Regions from separate parts of the Mus musculus genome. Here region 2 is linked to region 1. Evidence: chromatin loops called from intact Hi-C (ENCODE). Cell type or tissue: left cerebral cortex. All regions are shown on one strand.

What was found. A loop is a pair of places that touch in the nucleus more often than their neighbours do. Peaks named below come from ENCODE experiments on the same cell type or tissue, not always from the same donor. Only the 100,000 strongest peaks of a DNase experiment are listed, where the experiment ranks them.
Region 2: it touches region 1 in a loop (2.6-fold over the local background); 3 of 42 quality-filtered maps call a loop at or near these places.

The regions. Positions count from the first base shown.
Region 1 is chr15:36,238,377-36,246,376 of GRCm38, reverse strand. It overlaps Rnf19a (ring finger protein 19A), which reads left to right. Exons shown (of 10, transcript NM_013923.2): 8 at 748-961; 9 at 2,147-2,290; 10 at 4,312-6,443. The coding sequence ends at 5,008. Mir8097 (microRNA 8097) reads left to right here and starts at 6,213; the gene lies at 6,213-6,331. In left cerebral cortex, no CTCF peak of the experiment used is centred here; a DNase peak (open chromatin) is centred at 3,691.
Region 2 is chr15:36,484,741-36,492,740 of GRCm38, reverse strand. It overlaps Ankrd46 (ankyrin repeat domain 46), which reads left to right. Exons shown (of 5, transcript NM_175134.4): 3 at 6,614-6,946. The coding sequence starts at 6,636. Among named protein-coding and RNA genes, the nearest start is that of Ankrd46, 8.0 kb to the left of the region's middle. In left cerebral cortex, CTCF peaks have their summits at 2,641 (motif pointing right) and 3,871 (motif pointing right); DNase peaks (open chromatin) are centred at 1,434, 2,794 and 3,871; H3K27ac peaks cover 1,185 bases.

The sequences.
Region 1 (8,000 bases):
TACCCTGACTATCTGCATACACCCCTTCCCATCCTGTCTTACCCCACCTCTCCTCAAAGATGACAGTTACACTCCTGTTTCTAGGCTTTTAAACTTGTGGTTGCCTCTGCCTGGAATACTCTTCTCTCAGATAATTCTATGGCATACTTTTTCCCTGCCTTACAAATGCGACCTTATAAGAGGGCTTCATGGTCATATCCTAAAAGCTGTGTGCAGGGCTTACACATGTGTGCCACCATCTCTCCTTACTCTCTTACCTCCAGTGGTTCTGATAGCTTTGTTACACTATGATTGGATGTGTAATAGAAACCCAAATACTGGCATAAATAAGTAAATTCCTCAATACAAAGCATGTGAATAGTACTGTAAAATTACAACATAATGCTAACATGTCTTACAGTAGTTATAGACAATTAGAACTATAAACTATGAAATCAACTTCTTTCCCCATCTTTACTGATCTAGAAAATAGGATCTCTCACTGGAACCCCATGCTGGCCAGGGAGACATATTAAATAGTTCATTTAAAATTCCTACAACTTCTGGAATTAGCCAACAAAATAAGAAAATGACATCTTCAATTTAAGGCCAGTATCAAATTGAGCTGCACACCCTGAACTAGTTCTCTTTATGCCTAAGCATGGATGTAGTTTGTCCTTTGTAGTCTGAGATGATGTAGGAGTTGAAAGCCAGGAACATGAGGAAGGGGTCACTCCTATTTCATTTCTTGAATTATTTTACATTCAGATACAACATCAGTAGCAGAAGCAAGGCACAACCCTAGCATAGGAGAGGGAAGTGTCGGCGGCCTGACTGGCAGTTTGAGTGCAAGTGGAAGCCACATGGATCGAATAGGCACCATTAGAGACAACCTGAGTGAGACAGCGAGCACCATGGCATTAGCTGGAGCTAGTATCACGGGCAGTCTGTCGGGAAGTGCCATGGTAAACTGTTTCAACAGGTAAGTAAGAGCTGTTTGCTTTGTTTTGTTAAAGACCAGATATTAATTAGATGAACAATTTAAATACAAAGCATGATAATTATCCTAAGGTTAAAAAATAAAATTTGGGGAAAGTTGATAAGATTTTTTTGTTGTTGTTTTTTGTATTTTGTGTTTTTTTACTGTACTTGATACTGATGGAATAAAAACTAAGTCCTGAGGAATAACATTGCCCCTGTTAAAGCTCACCTAATTGCTGGAGCTGTGTGAGTGAAGGGAAGGCCATGACTTGCCTGGTCCCTGCTTCTGTGGGACAGACTGAATGTCCGAGGGAGGGAGGGAGACTTGACCCGCCGGTGCCCCAGATCCTGACACCAGCCTGGAGCAGTCAGTCGCCCTGCACCCTAAAGTGACAATGACCATCTCTCACTAAGTCTCACTCATACCCATAGAGATACAAGGAAAAATTAACATAATTATCTTACCTTGTTTTGTTTGTTTTTCTGATTCACCATTTCTGTTTTAGCTTTTTTATGTGAAGGAAGGTAGATGAATTAAAAGATAAATCAGTTTAGTTTGGGTAGTTTATAGTTGGACAGAAATTAATTGTAGTCGTATATATTGTTACCTCTTATTACACAATCAGATGTGGGCTGAAGTTGTTTATTAGAACCCTTTCAGTATAGAATTTTTTTTTTCATTATTATTTGAGATGGAGTCTCACTATATAGCCCTGGCTAACCTAAAACTCAACATATAGGCCAGGCTGCCCTCAAACTCAAATGATCAGCCTGCCTTTGTCTCCTAAGGGGATAGGATTAAAGATGCTTGCTACCATATGCAGTTAATAGAGGATAATAATTTTTTTAATTACTTGCTGATTTTTTTATGTTTATCAGTCAGTATATTCTGACTTTGTATTGTGTATTGAAACATGACAAAGGACTGTATCCTAGTGAAAATGAAGGAGAGCTTTAAGATGTTTTTGTTTGTTTTTCTCCTTTTGGTCATGTTCTCTTGACTCTCTTGGGCGGATGTTGTTCAGTATACCACATTATTATCTGTATCGTCAAACAAATGGGAACCGAAGAGTTGCAGTGTCTAACACTTCATTACTGAAGCTTTTATCTGACTTATATATAAAGATAGGCATTATGATTGCTAAGCTATAAATGATGGAGGGCTTATATAACCTTTCCCTTTAAGGTTGGAAGTACAAGCAGACGTACAGAAAGAACGGTGTAGTCTCAGTGGAGAGTCTGGCACAGTGAGCTTGGGAACAGTTAGTGATAACGCCAGCACCAAAGCAATGGCGGGATCCATTCTCAACTCCTACATCCCTCTGGACAGGTAAGAAAGCGTGCTTCTTCCTATAAGATCAGAGCGTTTTTTAAAATTTAAATTAAAAGGAATTATCCCTGTCAGTGGGCACAGTCTCTGAGAAAACAGTGAGCTGTTCAGAGGAAGAACTCCGTTAAGGGAAAAAGTAACTGTGGTTGTGAAGAGCAGGGAGGAGAGGCCTGTGGTATAGAACTGTGTGGCTGTGAAGAGCAGGGAGGAGAGGCCTGTGGTGTAGAACTGTGTGGCTGTGAAGAGCAGGGAGGAGAGGCCTGTGGTGTAGACACAGGCTGAATGATGAAAAATGTCCTGAGGTAGGAAATGCTGATGGCTGTGCCCACAACAGAAAAACAGTAAATGTACCTACTGCTGTTTTTAAACGTGAAGCATTAGCCCTACCAGACCTGAGACCCTGCGTTTAATTAACCCACAGCCTGACCTCCTGAGCAAAAGTTTGAAAAAAAAGAAAGAAGAAAAGTAGAGAGAGACTTCAGAAAACTGTTAATAACATGCATTAACAGTGGTTAGATTTAGATGAAACTTGGAGAGATTGTAGAAAGTAGGTCTGCCTTGCTTCTATCGCTGGTACTCCAGCTTCTGTGTGCCAGGCTGCCCAACGGGGAGAGCCTTCCTTGACTCAGGTCAAAAAGCACAGGTACTTTTTGTAGTGTGTGCACCAGAACCTTGGTCTTGAATCTCTTGTGTAGGTTGTCCTTGTATGATACTCCAGGGTTCTATCTGTTGTACGTAAGGGCTTCTCCATGCACACAGGACATAGCACACACATAGTCACTTGAAGTGCCCAGCAGAATTTCAGGGAAATGGTAGCCTGTGGTCCCTGATAAACAAGGAGAGAAGATCTGTGCCCATGCTTTCTTCAGTGACATGACCTGGACTGTTCACTGGCCCATTATTATCCTTACTGACGCTTAGATCCACATTTGGTGCCACAGAGTTGCTAGTCCATCCCTCATTGAGCACACCAGGATCTCCCCTGTCACTTGGTTGAGGGGCACAGGCACGCCCCCTTCTTCCAACACTGTCTTTGATTTTTAGAATCACTACTTTCATTTTCACTCAGTGCTTCTTCATAATCATCACTTAAATCAAAAAGAGAAAGGTTAATCCTTGCTAAATTCTCCCTCCTCAGAGTAAGAATTGTGTAAAATATCACCACTTGTTGAACTTAGCAGTGAGTTGACCTCATCCATTTACCCATTGAAGTGCTCAGTTCATTACGTTCTTGCTTCATGGTCAATTTTCCCCCTAAATCACTTCAAAATACAACCCAATCAGACATTTGCAATCAGCTAACATCATGCTAGCTCAAGACTTAGCAGCAGTTGGGTGTTATTTTTATCTCTTGGTAACAAGGCCTCTGCTATTCTATGCTGGGAACTGGGTTTTACAGACGTTTATGTTATTCCCACTATAGTGGGAACTTGGCCTGATTGGGTTGGAGAGAAGGCTCAGCAGTCCGTACCCCTTTTCTAGAACACCTAGGTTCAGTTCTCACTGAGCCCACGTTAGTGATTCATAGCTACCTGTAACTCCAGTCTCTGGGGGTCTCATGCCCTCTTCTGGCCTCTGCTGCCATATTCAGATACTCTCCTGGCCTCTGCTGGCACCTGCTCGCTCATCGCTCATGTGTGTGTGTGTGTGTGTGTGTGTGTGTGTGTGTGTGTGTGTGTGTGTGTGTGTATTTTAAAAGAAGTATTAAGATGATCCTCTTGGCAGTGTTCATAGTGATGTACACCTTTAATCCCAGCACTCAGGAGGCAGAGGCAGACAGCTCTCTTAAGTTCTAGATCAGCCAGGTTGCATAGTCAGTTACACCCTGTCTCAAACACAACAAGGACGGTCCTCTTACTTGTGGTTTTGTTAGTAGAATGTAATCTGCATTAAAATGCTCCAACAGCTTCTCTGTGTAGGCTTTAGAATTCTCATGGAAAAGCCTCTCTGCCTTTGTTCTCATCCCCACAGAAATACAAGTGAAGCCAGACTTAGCTTTATTTCTGTTACTCTCATTTCAGAGAAGGGAACAGCATGGAAGTGCAAGTGGATATTGAGTCAAAGCCATTCAAGTTCCGACACAACAGTGGAAGCAGCAGTGTGGATGACAGTGGTGCTACCCGAGGCCACACAGGCGGGGCGTCCAGTGGCTTGCCCGAAGGTAAATCCAGTGCTACCAAGTGGTCCAAGGAAGCAACAGGAGGAAAAAAGTCAAAAAGTGGTAAACTGAGGAAAAAGGGTAACATGAAGATCAATGAGACCAGAGAGGACATGGATGCACAGTTGTTAGAGCAACAAAGCACGAACTCAAGTGAGTTTGAGGCGCCATCCCTCAGTGACAGCATGCCGTCTGTAGCAGATTCCCACTCCAGTCATTTTTCTGAATTTAGCTGCTCAGACTTAGAAAGCATGAGAACGTCCTGTAGTCACGGCTCCAGTGATTGCCACGCCCGCTTCACAGCTGTGAACACCCTTCCTGAGGTAGAAAACGACCGACTGGAGAACTCACCACACCAGTGCAGCAGCGCTCTGCTTTCCAAAGCTGCTTCCTGTTCAGATGTCCCACAGCCCAGCCATGCTGCAGACGAGCATGGCACCAGCAGAAGTGGGGGGAAGCCTATGGTGGATTTGTGTTTTGGTGATGCACTGAGAGAGACAAATAATAACCACTCGCACCAGACAGCAGACCTGAAAGTTGCTGTCCAGACTGAAATTTAGGCCCGTGAATGCTGCAGAGTAAGAACCACTGAACAACCGTGTTGGGAGCTGGTTGAACCATGTGCGACTGTTAAGCTTAAGTTACCAGCAAAAGCCAGGTTTCATAATCGTAATGCAAATACATTTTGTATGTCTAGCAAAGCATTGTGTTTCATGTTGATATTAATTACCAAATTATGAATTGAAGGCTTTAAAGTGCGTTAGTACAAGATAGTAACATAAGAAAAAGGCATGTTTTGTGTTCTTGTCACAAAACACTGCTTGATGCACATACCTGTGTATTTAGATAGAAATTTGACTTAATTTATAACCGTATGATACTAACACTGTTCTACGGCATTCTTAAGGAAGATGGAGGCTTAGGGATGAGTGGTTAGTGACATTTTATTGAAACCACTAAGGGATGGAACGTGGCAGATTACTCAGTACATGATCCTCTTGGTAACATTTCTCTTCATAACTGAGCTGAAATTTCATTTCTTCATATGCAATGTGGATATCAAGCTTAATGCAGCCCATTGGTAACCATTTGGATACTTAGACACTTGAGCAAGATGGTGGCAGTTTTTGCACAACTCTGAAGTAGAAATACTTGGTACTGTTACATATCTCAAGTGTGGTTGTTGCCATTTTAGAAGACGGTAAAAGGTAACTAAGGGACTGACAGTGGCAGAAGACGGTCCCATTAGGATGGAAGTATTACAGTCACCTGTCACTAAGGCAAGTTAGTGCCCTTTGATTCTTGGTGCCTTTGGGAGAGACTGGGTTTTATGAGCCTCGTCATTTGAGGATTTTTCTCTATCATTTCCCATAATGTCTTCTCTAGTCACCTTGGATTATATAGAAAAATACAGGAAATAGGTAAACATGAATGTGATTATTAACTACACTGAAAAAGTATTCACCTACCAAAGACACACTCAGGCTTTAGTAAATTTAACGTTACATAACCTCAATTTTTAACATGTATATCTTTTTGAACCATGAAATCAAAACAATGCAGAGCTTGTACCAAGCTTATATAAAAGGTCTACGTGTGGCTTTGTTTCCTTTTCCTTTTGTTTACGGGGGATGTTCAGCTGACACGAGCAGAAGTTGGCCAAAATACTGCCTGCACTATTGACTTCCCACACAGCTCTCCCGGCAGACTAACCTCATAGTGGTCAAGTACTCCACCTTAGGTGTTTCCTCTAAGTGTTACCATTATGGTGCTACTGAGCATTTTCTTTTGGTAAACAAGGAAAATGTCCGGGCTGCAGCCGTGTGCCGTCCGTCGTTTTCCTCGCTGCATCCATTAATCTGCTTAGAGAACACTAGTGCCAGCTCTTTTAGCTGATACTGCTCATTATGGTATTTGTACATTTGTTTGCATTCCAATTTTGTTCAGTAATGAGTGTGTGAACAGCAGACATGAAATAAATGTAAATACTAATGGATTTGGTGTGTGCCCAGGAATTTTTACAACAATGGATTACTCATTTGTTATATTAGTTGGGGTTCTCTATAGGGACAGAATTGATAAAATGAATCTATACAAATAGAAAAGGAGATTTGTGGCTTACTACAGGCTGTGGTCCAGCTAGTCGAACAATGTTTGTCTACCAGTAACACTCCAAGAATACCGTAACTATTTAGTCCATAAGGCTGATGTCTCACCTGGTCTTCTGTATATGACAGAATCCCAAAGAAGTAGGCTCTAATGCCAGTGAAAGAATAGACTTCACTTTTGCAAACTGCAAAAGCTTCCTTTTTCATGTTTTTTATCTAGGCTGCCTCTAGAAGGCATGGCTCACACTAAAGGTAGACAGATCTTCCTACCTCAAGATCCAGGTTAAAGGTGGGTCTGGCCATTTCAAATGATTTAATTCCGAACAATCCCTCACAAATGTGTTCACCTGATTGAATTTTAATTCCAGATGTAATTTTTACTATGTAAAGCCATCACATTTGATATGTTGCAAAATTCATCAACGTTACAAGCCATTGAGATGATTCTGAGTTAGCCCAAAGAAAATACTTGCTGAATTTCTTAACCAACAATATTAGAACTAACCTTTTTCTCCATGGCAGATTTCCACCTTTATTCCCCTCCTCCCTGTGGATTCTTTTTTATCTTTTTCTTCTTTTTAGTTCTAGCTGTCCTGGAACTTACTATGCTAAACCAGGCTGGACTTGAACTCAGAGATCCTTCAGCCTCTGCTTCTTTTGAGTGCTGGAATTGCAGGCATTCACCACCATGCCCAGCTTCTATTTTATGAACACTGTGTTTTGGAAATTTTTTGAATTTATACAAAGCTATAAAGGTAAATTTTTTATTGTTTTTAAAAATTAATATATGAGCCGGGTGTGGTGGCGCACGCCTTTAATCCCAGCACTCGAGAGGCAGAGGCAGGCAGATTTCTGAGTTCGAGGCCAGGCTGGTCTACAAAGTGAGTTTCAGGACAGCCAGGGCTATACAGAGAAACCCTGTCTTGAAACCCCCCCCAAAAAATTAATATTTGATGGGGCGCACATAACATTCAAATATAGATCACAACTTTTTGAAGTAGTTCTGTTCTTCTACTTTTATTTGGGTCTTTAAGATAAAACGCAGGTTCTCAGGCTTGTGCCACAAAGCACCTTTACCTGCTGAGCCATCCTGCCAGCCTGTTTTACTTATAGGACTCTGGTTTTTGGATTTTTATTTGGTTAGTTTTGTTTGGGGGGGAAGTTGGTTTTTTGTTTGTATTTTTAGTATGTTTTTGTTTGTTTGTTTGTTTGGTTGGTTGGTTGGTTGGTTGGTTCAGGTTGTTGTTGAACTCATGATTCTCCTGCCTCAGCCTCCCAAGTATTATAATTAGATTCACAAAAGATCATGCCTTGCTATCTGTTGATGTTTGTATGTGCATTGTATTTGTGTGTTGCATGTGATAGATGTCTTGTTAGTTTGTCTGATTGTATCATTCAGACCTGATCTTGATCAAACTCTAGCCCTAAATTGTATGTACAGTGT
Region 2 (8,000 bases), 250 kb before region 1:
AGAATTAGAGCAGAAGCCTGTGGTATTGGAGTAGGAAGTCAGTAACCGGGGATCAGAGGGTGTTCTGAGTAAGACCAGCAGGGACGGTGCCAGCAGCGGCCTTGAAGCTGGCTGGAGCCTTGGCAGCAGGTGTGCCAGAGATTTCTCCCTGTTTGGTCCCTAGAGGGGGCTCAGGCAGAGACTGAAGGATATAGAAGAAATATCCATAAAGTGAGGGGGGGGCCTTTAGATGGTCAGATATCCCTGTGCATTACAACCAGGAGTGGCAGCTATGAGGGTGGTGAGGCCTCCCGGGTGTATCTGTTTCTGAAGTGGTGGTAACACCTATAATCACCTGATAAACCATAGCTACAAACCAAGATCAGCTCAGTCCAGGTAGAAGAAAGGATGAGTATTGCTGGAGAGACAGGCTGAAGGCCAAAGTCATATTTTCAAGCTGTCTTGAACCTGAAGCATGGCTTTAATTTGTCGCTGTTTCTTCTTATGCCTCTGTAGCTTAAGATACAAAACATTTCTGATTCATTTCACTTTCCAGAATCCAAAACCTGTGCCTTCTGGGGTATAATTTGTCCCATGAGCTCAACAGTAAGAAACTTGTTATAGCATCTGGAGCCCGTGAGGTCATCGTCTTCTAAAAGCCTCTTCAAGAACAATTCTCATGTCACCGTGACCTTTCTGAACAGTGTGGTCCTCTTGAGTGCCAGAACAGCGCTCAGAGTAGCAGCTATTCAAACTTTAAAGAAAGAATTGTTAAGAGTTAGTTTGTCACGTCTCTAGTGACAGGTCATACGGAACATTTTGAAAAGTGAGAACATTTACCATTATCGCCAGTCTCCTTAGTATTAGTCATAGTGTGAATGACAAAATGTGGTTTTAAGAGATAGTGAATAAGAACTGGAAGAGAACTCAGGCATGTATGTAAAATAGCAAGGAGCTTTAACTCCTGGGGTCTGAGTCTCCACTGGATGATCCGCCCAGGCAGGAGATATTATTCACAGTTGAGGCTGGCGGGTCTGAGTGTGGCTGTGTAGGGAGTGCTCTGCGTTCAGGGAGCTCGTTCTCCCTGTGCTGCCACACTGACCTTTGAGCTTCTGAACAGTCTGTACAGATAGCCGGAGTGGAGGCTGCAGAGACGGCTCCGTGGCTAAGAGAGTAGTGTGCTCTTCCAGCGGACCCACTTATGTGCGGTGACTCAAAGCCTCCTGAAACTCCACTTCCAGGGGAGCCTGCGCCTCTGACCTCTCTACACATGCACAGCGCTACCCCCACCACATATCCATAATTCCTGGGTGCTGACGTGGGACCTGCCAGACTCAGTCCGTGTCTCTGAAAGACTCCCCAGAGCTCTGAGAGACTGCACCCGCCTGCCTGTGTGACACCTTGCTGGGAGAGGCTGTGCGCAGGCTGGCTTAGTGGAATGGAGACTTGCTTTGATTTGTTCCTCTTCTACTTGAAAGTATTCTGTTGGAGGAACTCCAGGACTTGCTGGATCTGCTCTGCCTCAGTTACAGGCATTCCCCGCTTTCCACCCCACCACAGTTTCCTACGTGACAGAATGATTCAGCTACAACCTGATGCCTGCCTGGGATCCCTTACGTAGTCTTAGCCCATTATCTGGGCTTGGCATTGTGAGAAGGAGAAAACTCCTCATTTTCTTATTACATCCTGGTCCTTGAACTCATCCTACCTCACTAGGTCTCAAAAGATGACCCCTACACATCATCGCCAAGAGAGGAGCGAGCCAGAGCTCCCTGTAACGATGAGATACTTCCCGGCCATCAGAGAGGTTTCAGCTTTAGACATCCAACAGCTGTGTGCCAGGGCCTTCTCCCAATTCAGGGTCATTTAGCAACAATGCTGTTTTAACAGCTGTTGGGAAGGAAAGCTGGCCGCTTGCAGTTATGTGTTAGGTCCAACCGAGGCCTCCGGGGTAGCATACCAACTTTGTAAGAGTGGCTGGGTTTTAAGGGTCTATAAAGGTCACTTGGTGTAATACTATGATGTGTGTAGCCTCATGGCAGTCAGACAGCCCAGAGATGTCTACTAGACCGTCTTCGCGGCTGTGTGAAGGAAGAAGTCGCTCCCCGTGTTGTTCAGATAGAGGCTTTGCCTGAAGGATGCAGCACCTGCCAGCCACTGCATAATTCTATTTTCACGTACAAGGCAAGGCTGTCTCTAAAACTAAACCACGCTGATGCCTCACAAGGTGTCACTGTTGGATATGAGAAATGCTGTTAAATCAGCCGTTGTCTATCAGCGAGGGGCAGAACATAGAAGGCTCCACCTCCCAGGCCTTTAATGTCCAGGCAGTTCAGTATAGATCATAAACTGAAAAGGACCCCATGTAGTGAGAGTTTCAGACACTGCAGACTTACATAGCAAAGAATCTAGAAAACAAAAGTATTAACCTATCTAAACTAGCAATGATTACTTTTATGGAGATTTATTTAGATTGATTTAAATCTATTATCTTTTCTAAAAAAGTTGAGTTGTGACTAAACTCTAGTCAATAAAGCAATAAATAATCTAAATATTGCCAGAATACAGCAGACGCCCCTGTCTTAGTGATTTTAGTTTCTTGTTATCTCAGACAGTGAGAAATGCTTAGGCACAGCAAGGCCAGGAATTCAGTCACGTCCTGTCCACTAGAGGACATTGTCAAAGACTTTGTTATTGTTGTTCCACAAAACCTTACTTGTATTCAGTGACGACAGGATTGCTTTCAGAACGCTGTGCCGGCTGCTTCCTGTGGAGCAGTGACCCTGCAGAGCTGGATTGTTCTTGGGATGAGGGAGTCCATTTGGAATGTGAACACGTGTGTCTATCCCCTGGCCTGAGGTCTGTGGTGTGTGTCCACTTGGGTTATGAGCAGTCGCCGCTCCCTGGGAGATCTAGGAGTGCGCACGGGCATGGGTGGTTGCTTTCTAACTGGAAGCCACTGGACTCCTTTACAGGGATAAGAACAACCAAGAGCACGGAGACTCCAGGTTGGGCTCCCTCTCCCACACACTACTTCCCTCTGCTGCTTTCTGTGATGTTAGGCAGCGTATGCACTGAGATCTCACAGTCCTCCCCGCAGCCCTCCCCTCGGCCCTCCCCAAAGTCCTCCCCACAGCCCTCCCTGCCTTGTGCACTGAGATCTCATGGCCCCCTTCCCCAACATGCCAGTTTTGTATACATTTTGCTCCGGCATCTTAGCTTTAATACCTGCTTCTAATTGCTCCTCCATAGGTGTGATGTCACCAGTGCATTTGAACCAGGATTGTCGCACTTATTCATGCTTTCCCAGTGACTTTCAAAATGAAAATCAAATCCATACTGTATGAACTTGATTCTTGATTCTGGATAGGGAAAGAAATGTAAGGCTTCCAGCACAGCCCAGACGAAAGCACGTCACTTCCCATTAGTTTCCGGCCATGAAGAATTTGATCCTAGAACTTGTGTACTTTGATCCAAGACTGTGAATCTAGAATTTGGGATGTAAATGGAAAATCATGTTCCATAGAACTTACCATCAAGTCGGCAGCTCTCAAGCTTCTACCCAAACCTCCTTGCTTGTTGTTTAGGTTTCGGTCACAGCTGAGGCCTGAAGGACAGCTAGGGTAGGGTGAGTGATGGCATCAGTGCTGCACGCAGGGCAAGAGTTCTGAGACTGCACCACCCCTCACACCTGACCGCATACTTCTATGGCAGTGCCCACAAGTCTGCCTGTGTGCCTGTCTGTGGGCAGGCCTCATGCACACTGCCCTTACAAACCAGGGCCTCCGTGACAGCCAGTGTGCTTTCTGGGGCTTGGCTGCCCCCATTGTAGGCTACTCCAGATGTTGTGTTTTTACTCTGCCAGTTCTTGGAAGGTTTTTCTCCCCACTAGATGTCACCCCATTGCTAGAAGCTACTCTGTTACCCAGGGATGGACATGCCTTTCAAGTTTGCTTCCCGCACAGCAGGGTACTGTAGTGCCTGGGACTGTAATAACTGCAGCCTGAGGACTAAGTCACACAGCTGAGAAGGATCCAAACTGGTTTCACTCCCAGGCAGCGCAGCACCACACACATCTGGATTGGGTGGCCAAACTTTGTCAGCTCCCAGCAACAAGAAAACTGGCTCTACAGTCCTAAGAGTTGCTCCTCGCATGGGTCAGACTTCAGATCTCTCCCTCCTGCTTCTCTTGGATTTGGACTTTAAGTACAACCAGCTCAAATGACGGATTTCAGGCACAGTGAATGTTTAGTGATTGATGCTGCGCTTCTGTGACCCAGGCTGCTGCCCAGCACCCTGCTTCAACAGTTCTTCATAGGAATTGAGCCGGGTACACTGCTGCACCAAATGGGCCCAAGGGAAGTCTGAGGGTGGGTGACAAGCGATTTAAGAACAAGGCCTGGCAAGTGCAGGGGCTGCTGCAGAGACAAGAGCCAGACCGTTTGTCTGGCAGAGCTATATGCTCCGGGTCTTTGCGAACCTTTCCCCCACTTATGAACAGCATTTTCTTTCTAAGAGTTATTTGTGGAGCTAGGGTAGCTCAGTGGTTGACCTTGCTTTTGCAAAGCCCTGGGCTCCAATTTCATGACCCTGCAAAAATCAATCAGCTAAAGTTAGAGGTTAGCTTCCACTTACTCTGTGGCCAATATGCATTGAGAATCCAGAGGCTGAGGGTGACTTCCAGAGCCCGGCTTCTCCCTGAAGATGACACATGGAGGACTCTTTCCTGCCTGCACTTTGTCAGTAGTCACAGCTCCATGTCACAGTCACGCCCCTGTACTCTCCTTCTCACTCCCGAGTTGAGTGCCTGGCCGTCACTTGGGTGGCCTGGCCAGTGGCTGCTTCACCTCAGGTGTTCTGGGGAATGTGCACAGGCCCCCTGGCCGTGTGTGTCACGGAACAGTGCGCTCTTTATCACACTGCACCTTGTTATAGGTGACATTCCTTGATTGCTTGTCTCTAGTCTTTTCTGTATAACCCTGCACATTTCTGCCAGGTCTCTGTCTGAAAGACCAGGAAGACCACCCATCTCCTTGGCCTGAAGTCTAAAGGGACTCTTCCAGAAATTCATGGAGAGTGAAACTTAGCTTGAAGTTGTTAGGGTTACATAACATTCAGTAAAAACCCCAAGTATATGCCTGCTCCATTGGGCCCAGCACTGGAGGGACAGAAGGAACAGGTCCTCAGTGTGTACGGGCTGATGCCTGCCTCAGAGCCAAGAGGAGGTAGACACAGTGCTCTGGAGCCAGGCAGCCTGGGCTGCAGAGCCGAATAGAGAGGCTGAGAACCTGCCAGGCTCGGTGCCTCTGGGCTCTGCACTCCCGGACCCTCGGGAAGGGGCTTAGATACAGTCAGTTGGCCTAGTACCCAGTTCCATTAGTGTTCCAGGCAGATTTCACCTGAGAAACTGTGCAAGCTGAGCCTGTGAATTAGAGCCTTCTCCACAGGGGCTGGCAAGATGGCGCAGAAGATAAAGCTGCTTGCAGCCCAGTTGGATGGCCTGAGTTTGATGCCTGGGACCCACATGGTAGAAGGAGAGAACCAATTTCCACAAGCTGTTCTCTGGCCCTCTCACATGTACAGTGGCATGCACACATGGTGTGCACAGACATACACATGATAGAAAAATAAATGAATTGTTTTTAAAGAGCCTTCTCTGTAAACACCCGGTCTCTGCGTTGCTGTCTCTCTTCAGAGTTCCTTTTGAGAGACTTGACTTTCTTCTCAGCTGAAGTGAAGGGCAGGAGAGAGCTGGTGAAGCAGGGTGGGCTGTGGCTAAGGCAGCACACCGTGGCTAAGGCAGCACAGGGCTAGCTTTTCAGTGCGAGCTCTCTGGAACACTAATGGGACTTGGTACTAGAGCTGCCTACTATGTGCCTAGCCTCCAGGGAATTCAGATCACAGAACCCAGGTGGAGTGGGGGCTTTGGTGCTGTGAATTGTACCCTGGGCACAGCTGCTGCCTTGGCCTGTGTCTGTCTTCCTCATCTCAGTTCTTAGACACTGGGAGTTTCGAAAAACCGAGTACTGAGGTGACCATAAGACAGCAGAAGAGGTTAATTCTGTAGAAGTCTGTTGATTTAATGACATTTAAAAATCAGTGTGTTGGTTCCTTTAACTTTTAAAACGAAGTCTTAAGTCCTGCACCTCAGATAGAGTGTTCTGCAGGGTAGATTGCGTTGGCTCGTGGGCTTTCCCCACGGGTACTTTTGTTAGCTCTATAGAGCATCTCTCGTAAGAAGGAAGAGTCTGAAGAAGAATTTCCACGCAGTAAGAGTGCCAGCTGTAATGTGCACACGTAGCGATGGCTCGTTCTACAGCTCAAAGTTCACACGAGTTCCCTTTTAAGGTCATGACTTAAAATCTAATTGTATTTTAGCTTTAAAAATATTTCAGCCCTTTATTGTGATAAAAATGAAGAGTTTTACAGTAATTTAATTGCCACTTTGATCCTGCAGATATGAAGAAAAGGAATTCTTTTAGCGGAAAATAAGACACAGTAGATACTTTTGTGATTGTTGTTTGTTTGGTAAGGAAATGTATTCCAAGCGTGAGATAAGAATGGTGATAGAGTTCCTCTGCCTGCCTGCCTGCCACAGGCCTCACCAGCTGTCCCTCGCCTCCTTCCACTGCAGGAGTGGCCGTCCACCACAGACGATGTCCTACGTTTTTGTGAATGATTCTTCACAGACTAACGTGCCCTTGCTCCAAGCTTGCATCGATGGGGACTTCACCTATTCCAAGAGGCTTTTGGAAAGTGGCTTTGATCCAAATATCCGAGACAGCAGAGGCAGAACGGGCCTTCACCTCGCCGCGGCCCGAGGGAATGTGGACATCTGCCAGCTGCTGCATAAGTTTGGAGCTGATCCACTGGCCACAGATTACCAGGGGAACACGGCCCTCCACCTGTGTGGCCATGTGGACACCATTCAGTTCTTAGTTTCCAACGGACTCAAAATTGATATTTGGTGAGTTCTCTGTTCCCATTAGATAGATGTGCAGGCCATGGGCTGACCACCACCTGATCCATTGTAATGACAAGTTCTGGAAGGTACGGAAGCCTGTGCACTCAGTAGGGCAGTGTGGGAGCCCTAGAGCTCCATGTGCAAGTGCATGTGTGTGTGTACGTGCAAGTGTGCCCGTGCACCCGTGTGTGTGTGTGTGTGTGTGTGTGTGTGTGTGTGTGTGGTGTGCCTGTGTGTGTGCCTGTGTGTGTTTGTGGTGTGTGCATATGTGTGTGTGCCTGTGTTTGTGTATAGTGTGTGCATGTGTGTGTGTGCTTCTGTGTGTGTGTGTGCATGTGTGTGAAACAGTAGCTGGTTTCTGTTAATTATGAACATATAACTCAACAACAGAAGGAAGAGGACGGTTTTATCAGCTTGTTCTAAGGTCACAGTAGTGCTCCCTGTAGTGGCTTCATTTGAATTATTTTTTAGATTTTTCCCATGTAGGTATCTGTCTGTTGTATGCAGGTATCTGTCTGTTGTATGCAGGTATCTGTCTGTCTGTTGTATGCAGGTATCTGTCTGTTATATGCAGGTATGTCTGTTGTATGCAGGTATCTATTGTATGCAGGTATTTGTTTGTCTGTTGTATGCAGGAATCTGTCTGTTGTATGCAGGTATCTATTGTATGCAGGTATTTGTTTGTCTGTTGTATGCAGGTATCTGTCTGTTGTATGCAGGTATCTGTCTGTTGAGCATTATTCCTCAGCCCTCCCTTTTCTCATGTTACACACGAGACAGGCATGTCAAGAAGTCATCTAGCTTAGAGAGACTGGAGTCCTATGTCTCCTGTCAGGCATGCTGGCCCATCATAGCTGTGGGCCTGAGTCCTCTTCAGGTGGAGGACACTGCGGGGGTCTGTGTTGTTGGACAGTAACACCCGATCTCCTGCGTGGAAGGGCCAGCTCCCCTCAAAGCTGAGCTTGAACTTGAAGCTGCAGGTTCCTGCTTTCAGAGCATGGCCGCAGGACAGAGCGGGGCAGCAGCTGACAGTGGAGTCAGCATGGTCGAGTCTGCT